Linked DNA regions of Homo sapiens: region 1 is linked to region 2. Evidence: chromatin loops called from intact Hi-C (ENCODE). Cell type or tissue: A673. All regions are shown on one strand.

What was found. Hi-C counts contacts between places; a loop is a spot of excess contacts. Peaks named below come from ENCODE experiments on the same cell type or tissue, not always from the same donor. Only the 100,000 strongest peaks of a DNase experiment are listed, where the experiment ranks them.
Region 1: a loop joins it to region 2, with 3 times the contacts of the local background. A loop is called at or near these places in 5 of 110 quality-filtered maps.

Annotation. Positions count from the first base shown.
Region 1 is chr5:112,209,492-112,211,991 of GRCh38, forward strand. It overlaps EPB41L4A (erythrocyte membrane protein band 4.1 like 4A), which reads right to left. Exons shown (of 23, transcript NM_022140.5): 13 at 401-491. Among named protein-coding and RNA genes, the nearest start is that of SNORA13, 49 kb to the left of the region's middle. In A673, a CTCF peak has its summit at 1,103 (motif pointing right); no DNase peak of the experiment used is centred here.
Region 2 is chr5:112,756,410-112,758,909 of GRCh38, forward strand. All of the region lies in intron 2 of APC (APC regulator of Wnt signaling pathway), which reads left to right. Among named protein-coding and RNA genes, the nearest start is that of APC, 20 kb to the left of the region's middle. In A673, a CTCF peak has its summit at 1,377 (motif pointing left); a DNase peak (open chromatin) is centred at 1,372; H3K27ac peaks cover 494 bases.

The sequences.
Region 1 (2,500 bases), 550 kb before region 2:
CAGGGCTACAGTTCAGTGCACCACTATAATGAACACAGTACATTAAACATGAATATCATCTACTTTATTTTACAAGTCCCTCTGAGTTAGTCCATTATATCATGCCATTTTCAAAATCACAAGAAATTTTTAATTTTCTGCGGAGAATGCAGACCACAGACAATCTGTGAGTTCACCTTGTGACAAAAAGAGCACTTTCTTCAAATAAGAGAGTCAGGTCCTGATGTTTTATATTTCATTGGTGTTTTAATGTATTATTTGGCCCAGAGATTTATTGGATCCCATGGATCAAAAGTATTCATTAATCATCAAAGTTAAAAGATTTTTAACCTTGTCTACAGAAAAAAAGCATTTTTACAACAGCATATAATTGTACGTTTCTTCAGTTAACTTCACTGACCTTTTTACTGGTGAAGGTGCAATAATTTTAATTGTTCCTTCATTTTCTCCATTTTCCATGTTTGCAGTTATCCTACTGATGCTGTTTGATTCTAGCAGAGGAGGAGAAGGAAAGATGGAAGAGAGAGGAAACAGTGATAAGGAAATGAAAGAAACAGAAGACTTATTTTAAAATGCAATTTTAGGGACACTGTGGCACATTTTATTGATAAATTATAACCCCAAATAAATAATGAATCACCCAATAAATTGGAGGTACTATTTTCTAACGTGTACTAAACCCTCAACATAACAATGTCCTGGGAGTCTAGGCTATTTTTTTCAGACTTTAAAACTAAGTCTCCACATCTTTAGATGTTAAAATAACATTCACTTTAGACTATTAAAATGATATTCTGAGATATTTAGTACCATATATTAGAATATAAAACATAATGATCAGGTTTTGATGACTACTTGTGAAGAAGTTTCTCAGCATATCATGACAGTCCCCATTTGAAATCAAACCAAACAAAAAACTTCAAACCTGAAAATATCCCAACTCATAATGCAGCTGTCAAAAAAAGAGTAATATACATGTGATCTGTATCACTCACATATAAAAAAAAGACATTTTCAAATGTGTTCTTCATGCAAACATTCCTAAAAATCTGAAACTGAATTTTTAAAAGTTGTTATTCCATAGATTTGCATACACGCTAGAGGAACCAGCAGAGGGAGCCCATGGCAGACACAATGTTGGAAGTCATGATCGAAATAAAGATAACTGAAGGGTCTGGGCCCATGTAGGAGGTCAGGCTTCCACTCTCAGGGCAGAGGTAGATAAGCCTGCAGAAGTGAGGTGTGTGGGCTCTGGGAACAACTCTTCTCCAGTGTGCATGTACCTCACTCAAGGAGGAGGCAGTTTAGATGATCAGGGGAAATCAGCATGCACAGATGCCCACAGGCCCTGTTCAATTAGGTCTATGTGCCATACAGGTGTGTCTTCCTCGGAGCTACTCCTGCAGGGGTAATAGTTACGGTCCTTCAATCCAATGCATAACGGTCACTAACCACCGAGAATGTCATGAAGATGAGTTTGTAACATTAATAAGCACTAATATTTATTGAGTACTTACTATGTGTCAGGTACTATTACAAGCGCTTCACATCTATTTACTCATGTATCCTCAAAATAATCCTATGAAGTAGATATCAATGTTATCTCATTTTAAAAGATTTAAAAAAAATGGGCCTTTCTCAAGGTCCCACAGCTCCTGAGTGGTGGGGCAAGCTTTGAAGATGGGCAGTCTGGCTCCACAGACTTAGCTCTGAACCACACACTACTTCCACCTGTGGCCCCACAAGCAGCTCAAGAGTCAGTCTAGATTAGGAGTCAACTGGGAGAGACAGACTCTTAAAAGGGCAAGTGGGCCAGGCGCAGTGGCTCACGCCTGTCATCCCAGCACTTTGGGAAGCCGAGGCGGGCGGATCACGAGGTCAGGAGTTCAAGACCACTCTGGCCAACAAGGCAAAACCCCATCTCTACTAAAAATATAAAAATTAGCTGGGCATGGTGGCGCATGCCTGTAATCCCAGATACTCAGGAGGCTGAGGCAGGAGAATTGCTTGAACTGGGACCCGGGAGGTGGAGGTTGTAGTGAGCTGAGATTGCGCCACTACACTCCAGCCCTGGCTACAGAGCGAGACTCCGTCTCAAAAAAAAAAAAAAAACCCACACAGCAAGTGAAAGTGATGTTCAATGAGAAGAACACTTCAGAGCAAGGCAAGAGGACAAGACAAGAGAAACACCTGAGCACCCTCAAAGTTGGCAAGTTTCCTCCAGAGCAGTTGGGAAGTATGTCTGGCTTACCCATCAGGAAAGATAAACATTAATAAATACACTTTAGACAGAGAAAACAAAGGGTGGTTTCAGATAAGAGTTCCAAAAACTGTTACTCTAAGGCATTTGACATGGGATTCCATATCTGAATTGTGTTCCTATTTTGGAATCTTGAAATGAAAAGGTGAGCCTGAAGACACCTGTGGCACAAAAGGTAAGCTCATGCTGGAGCCACTACCAATAACTGAGCAACATCCAGAAGCCAGGAATAAGAAAAGA
Region 2 (2,500 bases):
GCATTAGTTGCCTAACAGGTTAAAAAAGAGTAGTTTGGTATTTTAACATTGATCAACACATTACATTTCAAATCATTATACTTGGCATGTGTTTTTAAAAGTTTTAAAATACAGAATTAAAATATTCTTTCATCTACTTTAGTATGGTATATTTCGCAGAGAACTCCTCCTGGCAGGCCTGTTTAGATAGTACATGTCTGTTTTGTAGTGTAGAACTCTGAGATCTCTTTTTTAAAGTTTGTTTAATTCCTTAAGCAATTCAAAACTCATATTTGAGAGACAATGTAACTTACCCTTAGATCCATCTCCACACTGAAGTGGAATGTCTCTCAGAGTGACAATAGAAGTCACACCCTCAAATTTCTACAGTGGAATATCTAGTTGATCATTTATATGTGTGGTATAATACAAGTTGAGTATCCCTTACCCAAAATTGCTTCAGGCCAGAAGTGTTTTGGATTTTATATTTTTTCAGATTTTTAAATACTTGTATTATACTTCTTGAGCATTCCTAATTCGAAAATCCAAAATCTGAAATGCTCCATTGAGCATTTCGTTTGAGTGTCATGTTGGTGCTCAGAAAGCTCAAGACTTTGGAGCATTTCAGACTTCAAATTTTCGGATTTAGAATGCTCAACCTATATACATCAGGAATAGTGGCACTTCAGATATACCTGAAACCAACCATAAATTTTATTTTACTCAGCATGTGCTTCAACAGACATCTTGTGAATCCATTAACATATTTCCTTAGAATTGGACATGTGGTACCATAACAATTACAGCCCTGTAATGAAATTATATCTCTTTTTAAGGTTTTATGCTGTGAAAGAGCATAAACCATGAGCTATTTATTTTGTCTTAGAATATTGTTTTGTGTAGACACTTTTGAAACCATTGGCACTTCCTACTGTGGATTAAAATTAATCCACACAATGGTTATTTCTCCCAAAATCACTTGCTAGACTTTGTAATACCTTATATAAACTCGAATCACGTTTCCTGTTCATTAATCTCTTTACCCCCAAAAAAGGCAAAAGGAGGCTGGGCACCGTGGCTCATACCTATAATCCTAGCACTTTCGGAGGCCAAGCAGAAAGATTGTTTGAGCTCAGGAATTTGAGACCAGCCTGGGCAACATGGCAAGACTCTGTTTCTGCAAAAAAATACAAAAATTAGCCAGGTGTGGCGTATATCTGTGGTCCCAGCTACTTGGAAGGCTGAGGTGGGAAGATTGTACTCCAGCCTGGGCAAAAGAGCCAGACCTGGTCTGTCTGAAAAACAAAAACAAAAACAAAACAAAAAACAGCAAAAAGTAGGTCTCCTCCAACCGGATTACTTAAAGTCTAAAATTTATGTAGTAGTACCATCTAGTGGCAAAAGAGGACACTGCTTTGCTATTTGATTATATGTGTCTTTGTAGCAGCCAGGGAAATAAGTGTTTATGGGTTAGGGAAATGTGAACACTGTATATTAAGGAAATATTTATTTTTAAGTATAATGATATTATTGTGTTTGTGTTTAGAAAGAATCCTTGTTTAAATATACATATTGAAATATTTACAAAGAAGTTGTATGATGCCTGAGCTTTATTTTAAAAATAAGTCTGAGGCAGAGGGGTGGAAATAGAGGAAGTGGATATGGGTGTAGATGAGATAAAACTGACCATGAATTGATAATTATTGATGTGGGATATGAAGGTACATGGGGCTTTGTTATAATTTTCTGCATACTTAGGTATATGTTTGAAATTTTTTGTAATGAAAATAAAATAGAGATTACATGGAATTTAGATGATATGAAATCAGATAAATGCAGAATTATAGCTAATCTTAAAAAAAGTTGTGTAGTGTATTTTTTACTCCATGGCTAGAGCCCTCCCCCCAACTTGTTTTTTTTGTTTGTTTGTTTTTTGTTTTTTGTTTTTTGTTTTGAGACGAAGTCTCACACTGTCGCCTGGGCTCTGGTGTGCAGTGGGGCAATCTCGGCTTGCTGCAGCCTCCGCCTCCCGGGTTCAAGCGGTTCTCCTGCCTCAGCTTCCCAAGTAGCTGGGACTACGGGTGTGCACCACCACGCCCGGCTAATTTTTATATTTTTAGTACAGACGGGGTTTCACTATGTTGGCTAGGCTGGTCTCGAACTCCTGACCTCGTGATCCACCGCCTCGGCCTCCCAAAGTGCTGGGATTACAGGCATGAGCCACCACGCCTGGCCCCCTCCCCACAACTTTTTTTTAGATGGAGTTTCGTTCTTGTCGCCCAGGCTGGAGTGCAGTGGCACAATTTTGGCTCACTGCAGCCTCCACCTCCTGGGCTCCCAGAGTAGCTGGGATTACAGGTCCCTACCGCCACGCCCGGCTAATTTTTGTATTTTAGTAGAGACGGAGTTTTGCCATGTTTGCCAGGCTGGTCTCAAACTCCTGACCTCAGGTGATCCACCCGCCTCGGCCTCTCAAAGTACTGGAATTACAGGCATGAGTCACCGCACCCAGCCTACCTAG